2 separate regions of the Homo sapiens genome follow, and region 2 is linked to region 1. The links are chromatin contacts, found by Hi-C in ENCODE. All regions are on one chromosome and are shown on one strand. The core of a region is the stretch at or near the end of the contact, and the rest is flanking DNA. Distances in the headings are between cores, read along the strand shown.

Region 1 (5,952 bases), core at 1,137-3,636:
TACGTGAAACACTGAGGCAGTTACTACAGCATCTTCGGAACACTCCCTTCCCTCCCCCCACAAAACAATCCCAGACAACAGTTCAAGGCATTTGTGGCTATACTAAAGAAAACTCTTTTTTAAGCAATTTGATTTGTTCACATACAAAAAGGTAAAGCCAGACTCCAGCAGTTCACAAGCCATAATAAAGCTAATCGTGTGGGAAGTTCAATTTACAGCCTGTGAAATATAAAGGCATTTATTCCTCAAGATTCACCCAAAACAACCCGTACGCTACATACATAGAGAGCAGAGATTGGTAGGCGAGGCGAGACCAGACCGCATTTCTAGACCATGAACACAGCGAATACTAGCAAGAAAAAAAGCTTCTCCCCGCCAAGGGGAGGCTTCCAACCACGAGACAAACGCGTACAGCTTTTCTCCCTTGTACAGAAAGAGACTGACTCCTGTTGCGCCATGGGGGAGGCGGAGGGACACAACGTAAAAGTGGGGGTTCCAAAAGGAGTCAAAAGGAGAGTATGGGGTTACCGTCACGCCACACCGAGAGAAGCGGAGACGACACTTTCACCCGGTGGGGGCGGGGGCGAGGCTCCCCCAGCGCGGACTCGGGTTCGGGGAGTGCAGGGCGCACTCTCTTTGTGGGTCTCCAAGCGAAGGCACAGTTCGGGGGCCGGGGTGGAGGGCGCGCTCTAGCAGGCCGGGCGCACGGGCACCTGCAGGAGGATCACCTGTCTGTTTTCGGATGGGTGGCACTTGTTGATGTGCCGCGTAAGGCCGGGCGAGCTGTAGAAGGTGGCCGGGCAGTACTTGCAGGGGAACACCTGGGCGGCGTGCAGCAGGCGCAGGTGGCGCTCCTGAGCGCCCTTGCTGGCGAACGACTCTCCGCACACTGGGCACAGGTGGCACTCGGCGGACGCACTCAGGCCCAGCACGCCGGCCCCCTCGCCGTCGCCGGCCGCCTCCTGGGGCGCCTTCTCGTCGGGCCCGGGGTACAAGGCCAGTAGGTCCTCGGCCGGGGGCGCTAGCGGCGCGCCCTTGGCCTGCAGCGCCTGGTGGTGCGCCAGCAGGTGCTTGCGTAGGTAGGCCTGGCGGCGGAACTTCTTGGCGCAGTGATGGCACTCGTAGAGCCCGTCCTCGGAGCCCGACTCGGACACGCCGCCGGGGCTCGGCGTGTCCCGGTCGCTGCCGCCGCCGGGTGCCTCCCGCGCCTCAGCCCTGGCTGCTGCTTCTGGCTCCGGCGCGCGGGCGGCGGCGGGCGCGGGCCGCGGTTTGTGCCAGCGGCGGTGCGAGGCCAGGTTGGCCGGGCAGCTGAAGACCTTGGCGCACTCGGGACAGCGGTACTCCACACGCACGATGCGCGAGCATTTGTGCTGCGCCAGCGCGAACGGGTCGGCGTACTCCTCCTTGCACAGCTGGCAGATGAACTCGCCCAGCGGCCGCGCCGCGCCCCCCGCGCGGCCCCGCGGCGCCTCCACCGGGCCCTCCTTGATCTTGAGCCCCAGCACGGGCGACGTGGTCACCTCGTCCTCGAAGTGCAGCTTGCGGATGGCCTTGGGCTTCTTGGCGCCCGGGGCCTTGACTGCCTTGGCGGGCGGCTCCGCGGCGGTAGGGGGCGGGGGCCGCTTTCCCGGGGGCCGCAGGGCGGCGGCAGGGGGCAGTGGGGGGCCGGGGCCCGGGCCGCGGGCCGCCTCGGCGCCAGCCGAGAACGCCGTGCCCATCTTGAGCTCGGCGGGCGCGAAGAGCAGCGGGTCGCCGCCGCAGGTGCCGCCTCCGCCAGCTCCGCTCGCGCCGCCGCCGCCGCCCCCTCCGAGCAGCGCGGCGGGCGTGGGGAAGGACTCGGCCGAGACCGGCGAGCCCAGGTTGAAGCTGCGTTCGAAGTACTTGTGCTTCTCGTGCTCGCGGCTCACGGGCCGCGTGGGACTGTAGAGCGGCGCGGGGTGCGCAGCCTCGGGGTTGCCGAAGTGCGCGGCCCGCGGGCCCTGCGGGGGTGGCTGCGGCCCAGGCGCGCAGGCAAGCGCGGCGGCGAGCGCTGCATGGGCGCGCTCCGCGGGCGGCGGCGGCGGCAGCGGCCCGGGGACCGGGCTCGGCGCCGGGGGCTCGGCGCGGGCGCCCCCGCAGCTGGGCGAGAGCAGCAGTGCGCGGTCGCCGTCCTCGCCGCCGCGGACCCGGTAGGAAACGGGCGTGGACTTCTTGCTGCGCTTCACCAGGAAGCCGCGGGGCATGTTGGCGCGGCCCGAGGGCACGGCACTGGCTCGGTCCCCCCTCCGCGCTCGGCCCCGGCGGCCCTCAGTGCCCCCGGCCCATTGCCCGGGCGCGGCGGCTGCGGGACTCGCGTGGCGCCGGCGACGGCTCGGCCCAGCTCTGCGCCCTGCACGCGCGTCCCTGTCCCCGGGCCCGGCAGCCGCTCCCTTTTAACGGGGGGAGGGGGCCATTGTTCTCGCCTCCCGCTTCCCCTGGAGCCAATCAGCGCGTCCGCAGCTCCTCAGCCTGGCAGGGTGGGAGGGCGATGGGGCGGCCAAAAGGGGGCCGGGACTCGGGGGTCGCCCGGTAGGTGCGGCAGATGTACCTGAGGGCGCGGGGCCCCCGCGCGCGCCCCTGGTCGCCCCGCCCGGCGCCGCCGCCCCGCCCGGTCCAGGCACACGCCCGGCCCCGCCTCCCTTCACGGTCTGCTGCTTCTCTATGGGGAGGCGCACGTGCCTGGGCTTTGTGTCTCTCCTCCGGGGGGCGCGGAGCCGCCAAATGGGCCCGTCCATCAGCGCGACAATGCACGCCCCCCTCCCGCGCGGGGATTACCCGCGGGTCGCTAGCAAAATAGCAACAAAGGAGAAGAATGGCCCCAAATATGTCAGGAGGGTTCAATCCGCGAGCCGGAGCCGAGGGGGAAGTTGTGCGCGCTGATTGGGTGGGGGCGGGGGCGCGCCGGGGCGGTGCGGGGGAGATCGTTGCGGAGGCGCAGTGGCTCCGCGTGGTGTTTGGGAAATAAACAAGAATCCGAGAGAGCAGCAGGGTCCGGACGGCCTCCGCCCGGACCTTGGACGGATGGGCCGCTGGACCCAAGAGGCCAAGCAAAAGGGTTCCCCGGGGTTCCAAGTGTGGACAGGGGGCCCGGCCTTCTGGCAGTGGCCGAGGGCGATGTTTGTGCTCGCAGCCTCCGCGCGCCCACGGGGCTAGAGAAGGTTTCTTTCGAGTTTGAGAAGGAATTGGCACGGCCTTCTCAGTCTCCCGAAAGCGCGGGATTGGAGCGCGGGCGGGCTGGGCTGGGTTCCCAGAGGAACGTGAATTTCTGAACTTTTGGGTTCTTGGAGGCTTGGGAATGGCATCTTTGGCGGGGCCCGACCCAGGCCGCCCGGAGCTTCCGCGTGGTCCAAGGCTCGGTTAATCCGGGTCGAGTTGGCCGAAGCCCGAAACGCGCGGTCGGCCTCGTGCGCCCCAGTGAAGTTGGCTTTCTCCTCCCCGCGCGGCCTCATGCATTTTCATTCCGAGCGGGCATTTTGTTTGCCGGTTGACATCAGATGCTAAATCAAGGGCTCCAATCAAGGCGCTGCGAAATAAAGGGGCTGCCTGTCTGGGCGCAGCCCCCACGGAGCCGTGCCCCCTTCACCTTTGTGAAGGAAATTAACCTCCTGCTATTGAGCTCCGGTCGCGGCCAATCTGGACGCAAAAGAGACGCGTGCTGGACGGGGGGAGGGGGGGCAATCTGTACTCTGAGGCAGGCTGAGGCCTCCGAGAGGACAAGCCGCCTCCCCTGTGCCACCAGGAAGAGACAACAGCGAAGATTCCCCCCGCCCCCACCCCCACCCCCACCTCCGCTGCCGTTCCGTTTGGACCCAGACTGGGCCGCCTGCCTCCATCCTCTGTCCAGCCCAGCCCCGAGGAAACACAAAAGGCAGAATCTTCGGGGGACAGGGCAGAGAACCCCACGAGTGCGTAGTGGCCCTGATCGTCCAACACTGGGGAACAAATAGCCAAGCCACATAAAATGTCATATGCTGTGAGGAAAATGTCACTTTATTGAAAGAGAAGGAAACATTTTTCTGCAAAGCTTTGTATACCAGACAGATTTTGCTGAGTTTTACTTACGCTTAATTCCACTGAAGGTATTTAATTGTTTTGGATTTTCCCTCTGAAAATACCCTGGCGTAGAAATTAAACATGTAAAAATAGAGTCCACATGAGTCATAAGTTGTGATGGGGACAGTTGTTAGGCTTAATTAATTAAGGGGTTAATCAGGTTGGTTAATCAAGGGAAAGATATTTGATAATTTTATGTTTGTAATATTTTAACTCACACACTGAAAAGGGAAGAATGCATATAGTGAAATATATTTTGAAAAGTCTCACCCTAGTTTTAAAAATGCTGTGGTGAGTGCTAGTCTCCCCAAAAGTTAGAAATCTTAAAATGAGTTTATCTAAAATTTATAAACATATTTCTATCTAAAAGTAACTGATGTTATTTCCTTGCTCTTTTGAGCTCTGATTAATAGTGCTGATGAAATTAGAAGTGGGAAAAGGATTCCGAGACAGCTTTGGCCAATTTTATTTTCTAATCACGAATCCCATCTGGATTGTAGAATAGCATAGGGCGGGGGCTCGGCCTGCCCCATTCGGTCTTGCATATGTAACACTCCTTCCATTCAACAGATAACAGAGAGTTAGTCACCTTGTGAATCCTTTAAAAATAACAACACCCATAATTGTAAATAAGCCGTGGGGATGGGAAACCGGCACCTCTACCAACAAAAAAAACAAAACAACTCCTGCGTGAGTGAATTCAAACAGGGCTCTGAATTTAGCCAAGGGAATCTATTAAACGCTACTGAGATACTGAGATTCAATGAATCCGTTTCTTTTTCTTTATTTGTGGCTTCCAGTCTTGCTAGCGTAAATGAAATCTGCTTTCAGACGGGTACAGTCAAAATAAATGGAAACTTGAAAGGTACTAGTATTGGAAACTAATTTCACCACCCGGGGCTGGAAGGAGTTAGGCTGCGCACGCGCGCACGCACACACCAGCGACCTCCAAGCAGGTGTAGCCCAGCCCGGGCCGTGGATCGCAGCCGCCTTCTGCGTGATTTTCTCAGAACCTGTGCACCCGCATGCATGGGGACATCGGGTCGAGATATTTGTCTTCGCCTGGGAAGAGCAAAGCGCCATCACAGTGCGCCCCCGACGCCGGCCTTGGCGCACGCGATTCGGAGAATGGGCCGCGTGAAGTTAAGTTGGGGGAAACAGCGCGGATTTGCCCCCCTCCAGGGGGGCTTCGCGAAAGTCAGTGAACATAAGGATCCAAGGCAGAGCACCCAAGGGGCCTTCCCCGGCTTCAGGTGACTCCTCCCCTTCCTTCGGGGTCCTGGCCAGCGCTTTGGAAAAATCCCGGGCCTCTTCACTTTCCCTTGCGGACCCCGCGGTGGGTTCTTCCTCCGACGACTGCGGAGCCCGAGGCCCCAGGCCCTCCAATTTCTCCTATCCTGGTGTGCGGGGATGCCGTCGGGGAGCGCGCCGGGGTTCACTCTGACCCTCACCACGGCTGGAAATCAAAGTCAAGGCAACAGGGAGTTTGTAGAAAGCGCGAAGCTTGGAAATAAGAGCAGAAGCGGGGAACTTCTGCGGAGGAGTTGGCTCCTTGGGGTGTCTAGGAGAACAGGAGGCCCTGGCCTCACGGGAGGAGCCGGGCGGGCCCGCATTCTCACCCCGCAGAGGGTATCGCGTTTGGAGACGTCGGCGTTGGGGGTGAGGTGTCAGCGCCCCTCATCACCACTCTGCTGCAGACTTCTCTTCTGGCTTCACAGAAGCCCCCACTCCCGGCCCTCAGTCCCCCGAGCCACAACCGGCAGGAACCGTGCGTTACCGCTGCAGTGCCCGCCGCCCGGAGGGACCAGCGCCTCCCTGCGCCGGGTGCGCCCGACCCGAGCCGGTGAGAGGCTTTGTATTTGCAGGAATGAGGGGTTGTTG
Region 2 (5,952 bases), core at 2,263-4,762, 1.3 Mb before region 1:
AGAAGGCTACGGAGGCCGCCACAACTGACCTGTTTGCTCCATAAACGTCCGGATGCCCAGGATGTTGCTGACCGAGTGTGCCGAGGGCCATGAGCGCGGGATGCTGACGTGGCCCGCCGTGCCCGGGACCCCGGGGTGGCTGCCCATCTTGGCGCCCGTGGGCGACACGGGACTGGGGTAGGGGTACTGGTAGATGTGGTTGTAGGGCAGCGTAGGCTGCGACGGCGGCTGCTTACTTGCCTCGTACGGTCCGGGCTGCGCCAGGCTGCCGATCTTGTTGCGCAGGATGCGGCTGATGGAGCTCACCGAAGGCACATTGTACTTGTCACAGACGCCGTCGGCCAGCAGCCGGTCGCGGATCTCCCAGGCAAAGATGCCAGGGTCTCCTTGCTTGTAGTCCCGGATGTGCTTGACCACGTTGGGAGTGGTGACGCGGGGCTTGCTCCCCCCGATGGCCCCGGGCAGAATGGAGCCGGTCTCGTTGTAGCGCGCCAGGATCTTGCTCACGCAGCCGTGGGATACGCGGAGCTGCCGACTGATGTCACAGGGTCGGATGCCCAGCTGCGCCAGCTCCACAATGCGCAAGCGGATGGCGTTGGGCAGGGGGCGGCCGTTGACGAACACACCGCCCAGCTGGTTCACCTCGCCATACGTCTGCTCTGCGGATGCGCCAGACAAGAGTGAGCCGGAGGGGGAGAAAACACCCGGCGGGTTAGCCAAGGGTCCCCACGCGGAGCGAGGGACTGCACCCAGGCGCACTTCCAAAGGTGACCTGTGGGTCCCCAGACAGCTCGGAGTCCAAGGGCAAACCGCCTGGGTCTGGCTTGGAGTGGGCAAGGGCGCAGAGGAGCCGCGGAGTGGAGCGCGGCGCATTGTAGCCCTCCGTGCCCTTTCGCGACTTTTAGCGCGTCTACTTGGAACACTCCCTTCCCAGACTTGCTCAACTGCCCCCTGAAGGCTGGGGATCAGAGGAGAATGCAGCTTCTCCAGGACCCAGGACTGGGTCGCCCAGGGAAAGCGGACGAGAGGGAAGGGAGGCAGGCGGACCCGACCCACCTCATCAGCCCTCCCGAGCCCTGCCTGTCGCCCGCCCCTTACCCATAGCGAGCGGGCCGGCCAGCTGCCTGGCGCCGGGGTGGCCGGGGTGGCCGGGGCTGGGCCCGGCGCAGTCCGGGAGAGCTTGGGCGCCGCCGCCGCCGCGTGAGAGGCATAGAGGGAGGGCGCCCGAGAGCCGAGAGCCGCGGCGGCCCAGCCGCGGGCTGGAGACGCGCTGTGCGCGGCAGCGGAGCGCGCTGCCGCCCGCTCCAGGGCCTGCCGCCGCCGCTGCTGCCCCCTCCCAGGACACTCTCCACGCCCGCGACCCCAGGCCCAGGGTGAACTTCATCCGATTGGGAGAAATTCGTCTGACCGGGAGGCTGCAGCGTGCGGGAATCAATTTGACGTGTCCTCCACGTCAATCTCGGCAGTCACGCCGGAGACGCGCGAGTTGGCAGCTCATTGGTTCCCGTCACTGCGCCCCAGCGCCCCCCTCCCCGCCCTGAAACTCTACCCCCTCCTTCTATCCTCCCCCCTCGGCCCTCTTCCACCACCCCCCCGGAACCCACCCCTCTACACACACACACACACACACACACACACACACACACACACACACGTCCCAACCCCAGCTGGGCCTGGGACCTTCCACTGCTCTGAGCCCCTTTCAGCCCCCTTCCTCCTCTAGCTTTGGGAATGAGGGGGAAGTCATCTCAAATTGATTAGTGTGTTAGTACTAGTACTCGTTTTCGTTTTGGTTTTAGTTTTATTTCCGCCACCATTAATAATAAGATAGAGAATAAAAGTTTATCGTGGAAAGGTGTTTCGGGTGTGGCTCTCTCTACCTCCCCACTCCCGGGGCAGCGGCCGGGGAAGGGTGGGATCAGTACCCCAGCTGGCTGGGAGTGTCAAGGTGAGCGTCCAGCGCGGTGCAGGGCTCCTGTCAGGAAGACACAAGGCGGAACTTGTGTCCCATTCCTGGCCAGGTCCTCAATCCTTCTCTCAGGAAATCTTCACGTTTAATAGCCAACCACTCTTGGAATAGTGGGGGTGATTTCGGTGATGCGAGAGGGGCACGGTCCAAATCCTGTCTCCTACAGCCAGGCCCAGCCACCAGAACTCATCCCTCTCCAAGCAGTGACAGAAGGGGCAGGAGGCAAAAGGATCCCGATCTGCTGCTAAGGGGCGCATAGATCCGGCGCCCTCCTGTCCCCAAGCGCGACCGGCGGGAGGCCAAATGCATAGCTCCAGCTCTAGGTCTGAAGGACAAGTTCCTTTCTCCCTGGCGGTGGAATCTCGCACCACTCTATCCCAGGTGGCCTGGCCTCGTCTTTCTCCCAGCACCTGCAGCTTCAGGAAGTCTCTGTTAAACCACAGAATGGTCATTTCTCCTTCATTTAAATGAGGTTTTGCGCAGCCCTGAATTATTCACCCCTGAGATTGAACATCAACAATTTCTCTGTTTCTACCCTGCACCAAAGCAGTTCTGAACTCCCCAACCTGTGCAGCTAACTGTGTCCGGGAGCCATGCGGTGAGGGCCAAGAGGAGGAAACTCGTGGTTTTGAACATGAACTGATTTGAGGGGGTCAGGATCTGAGAGCTCTGAGGTTGAGCCCAGTAAGCACCAAAGGCATTGGGCTGAATGTGCTAGACCAGGAAGAGGGCATAGGGGAGAGAGTAGGAACAGCCGAGGTTTCTGAGACTCCCAGCGCTCCCCTGGAGGAGAGAACCCTCTTCCCCTCCCTCCTGCCCACCCCAAGGGTCTAGCTCTCCTTAGCCACCCAGAGTTGAGTATGGCGCCAGCGCGGTGACAGTGGCTGAGGAGCACATGGACCCTATCAGCCCACCCTGGGGAGCCATGGCTGCGGAGGCCCCGACCCCTTTGCCTCCGCTGTAGGGCCAGAGAGCATCCCTGGCTCCTAATCCACCTGTCTAAATGTATCTGTCAGGAGTGACTGGCTCATAATTCCTGGACTCTCTAGAGAGAGCACGCGGTGGGGCCACAGACAAGAATTACTCCTGGAAAAAGAAAAATCAGGTTTAAAAGAAGTGAACTCTTCCTCTCCGGCGGCATGAACACAGTACAGTCTCTGGCTCTGGGAGGTCCTGGAGACCTGGAGGAGGTTTGAGGGTCAGTGCACTGGCAGGAGGGTGCGAGAGTGGGAGCAGGGGAAGCTATGTAGAAGATTAGGCCTGTCCATGACAGCGTAGGTTTGGAGTAAGGAACAGGGAAAGGGAATGGTTTGGATTAAAGTGGGCACGCCTAAGCCAGGAGTTCCGCGAAGGCAGCGAAGAGAGGACTAAGCACGCACAGTATGCTCGGGGCTCCGGGGGTGCGGGGAGTGGGGACGCACCCTGCCCAGTGCTCTCCATTGCGGAATCTGCTAGCTTCGTCGGGCGCGAGATACCAAGAAAGGTTGATTTCCAGACCTTGGAGTCTCTGAGATAAAGGAACGCCACATCCCTGCCTCAGTCCAGTGGATACTCGTGATCCGGAAAAGCAGCTAAAGCCGCTTCTTCCCCCCAGTAGGTGAGGAGTCAACAGGCACACTCTAAAGACGAGGAAATAAAGCCGGTCGTGACACCGTGAGAGCTGGTTCGCCCAACTACCCTTTCAGGGGAACGTCCACCCCACCTCTGCTGCCGAGCTTGGAAAAGTGGCAAGGAGTCGCAGTCCAGGACAAAACTCCGCCCCCGTCCCCGTGAAGGCCGCCCGTGGCTGGGGGCTACTGTAGAGGGGTGAGTCTGGGGATTGCGCACGATGAGAGGGGGTGGTTCTCCCCGGTAGCAGAGTCCGCGAGCCTTCGTCTCAATCCTGGCCCCTTTCCCGCAGCCAGCTGTGCGCGATCGGGAGCACACAGCCCTCGCTGCAGCCTTCTGCACGGTCGGGCATAGGGAAAACCTTACAGTTTGTCGCCCCCTGTCGTCCCCCGGCCGGGTATCGCGGGTTCCCGAGCTGCAGGCTAGGCTTGGTGAGAGATGGCCCTAAGATGAGATTGCAGAAGGAAAAGAAACGTCTCTCCCACCTCCCAAGGAGGCAGCTTAGCCCTCTCCATGGCCCGGGGACAGCTACTAGTCAGCGCTGAGCGCACAGAGGTAAAGAGCTCGCGGATTCTGCGTTTTTGCTTGGCTGGGTTTGGCACCGTATTTCAGCGTCCTCTGGAAGCGGAGTGCAACAAAGTTCCGCTTCCAGGGTCGCGGGAGCCTGTTAGCTGAGGGCGCACTCAGAAACCTGGGGCAAAACTCCTCCGCCTGGGGCTGGACTCCTAGCAGGGCAGAGGATGGATCTGAGGGTACCCCAGAGGCTTCGGGCCCTCGCCCAGTTTTCCCAAGGCAGGAAAAGAAAGAGAGGTAAACTCTTTGCCGAAAGCGGGAGTCAAAAAGGAGGCGCGAAGGGGTGCCTGCCCTTCTGGGGACTGGGGGTTGGCGGCAAGGGGGGTTACTGATGAGAACTCCCTTGCTGCACGCCACCTGAGCCGTGAACTCAACACCCGAAACTTCACACTGCTAAACACCCAGGGGTTCGGTGACAGGGCCGCTCTTGGAGCTACAGTCGCCCCCACTTCATGTCTCATACTTGGCTTTGATTTTTGGTGGGTTTGTTTCCGGGAGTTAAAACAAGCAATAGGCCGGGATGTTCCCCGGGCCCATGCATTTCAAGGACTCCAGGAGAAACCTTAAGAAAAAGCTGATTTAAGTCCAACTTGGGCATACAGGTGCGCATTTCGGTTCTTGCGGGAAGTAACAGAGGGCAGAAAACACAGGTGGCACTCCCCGAGAGCCCTGGCCAGACTTGGGCCTAACAACGAAAGCTGGTACCCACCAGCAGCAGCCCGCAGGGGCCGCAGGGCCGGGATCCCGGGTCTTCCTCACGACGTCCTAGCCTCAGGCCTTAATAGGCCCGCTTTCGCTCCTGCATGAGTCCTGGCTCTGCTCAGGACCTGCGCTTTTACTGTGTTTTTAAGAGTTTTAAGAGCACTGAGCCATGAGTCCTGTGGTTCAAAATCAAAGTCAAATTGAGTCTCTTAATTTTCTTCTTAAATTTACGTTTGAAGGGGAAAATAAAAAAGCAGCTCGGGCTAAAAACGCACTTTATGCATCAGGTTATAGTACCAAGCTCCACACGTACACATGCCCGTAGTTTTGCAAAAAAGATCCGCCACATCATACTTAAAAATAAGAAGAAAATTGACGAAAAGAGAAATGAGGAGCTGCTAGCTGCAAAGAAACTATGGGAAGAAGAGCTGAGCCAGATCGGGGAGCTGCAAACCCTGGGGGAATGCGAACAACTAACAAACCAAAAGCTGGCTTGTGTAACAACACAACGAAACTCCGCGGGGAATGACTGCGGCGGTGGAAGGAGGGAGCGAGGAAGGGGAGAGGAAGACTAGATTCTGAATTGGCGCCTGTGAGCGCCGCCTCGGAGCGCAAGGTCAGAGCGTCCTCCCAACAGAGTGGATCCTCAAGGACGAGGTGGGGAGTGCGTTTTGCACAGAACCTGCCTCTCCTGACTAGGACACACAGACTCTCCAGACCCCAAATGGAAGGTGTTGAGGACCCTGCCAACTGGCATTAAAACAGAGCCCCCAAGAGCGAGAAATAACGTCCTTGGCTTCGCGGACCCATTCCCGCGGCTTATTTTCCTTTGGCCTGCTGCTGACCAAGGCGGTCGTAAAGTTGGTTCTTTGCCTAGGCCTCCATGATGTTCGCTACCCTGGAAATGTTTATTATCGAAAATGAGTCGGGTCAGCTGTGGTGGATGGAGCACCGTTTCCGCTGACACTGGCCACTACCAGCGAGCAACGTCCTTGGCAATGCATGGCGAGAGAAGCCAGGACAACTTTTTTCATTTTCCTAAAGTGAAATGAATAAAAAAGAATAGGTGAACATTTTCAATGTGATTAACAAAACGGTGG

What was found. A loop is a pair of places that touch in the nucleus more often than their neighbours do. Pooled maps may share reads with other maps.
Region 2: a map of naive thymus-derived CD4-positive, alpha-beta T cell shows a loop between it and region 1 (9-fold over the local background). The contact joins the promoter of LINC01726 here to the promoter of INSM1 in region 1. A Hi-C loop is called at or near these places in 1 of 168 maps with a recorded cell type or tissue (naive thymus-derived CD4-positive, alpha-beta T cell), 5 of 37 single-sample maps with no recorded cell type and 7 of 50 pooled maps.

What each region holds. Positions count from the first base shown.
Region 1 is chr20:20,364,538-20,370,489 of GRCh38, reverse strand. It overlaps INSM1 (INSM transcriptional repressor 1), which reads right to left and starts at 2,386. Exons shown (of 1, transcript NM_002196.3): 1 at 1-2,386. The coding sequence starts at 2,222. The coding sequence ends at 690. RefSeq lists an enhancer at 2,523-3,293.
Region 2 is chr20:21,701,145-21,707,096 of GRCh38, reverse strand. LINC01726 (long intergenic non-protein coding RNA 1726) reads left to right here and starts at 3,512. Exons shown (of 5, transcript NR_109878.1): 1 at 3,512-3,775. PAX1 (paired box 1) reads right to left here and starts at 1,433. Exons shown (of 5, transcript NM_001257096.2): 1 at 1,099-1,433; 2 at 30-659. The coding sequence starts at 1,384. RefSeq lists enhancers at 3,590-4,194, 5,406-5,952.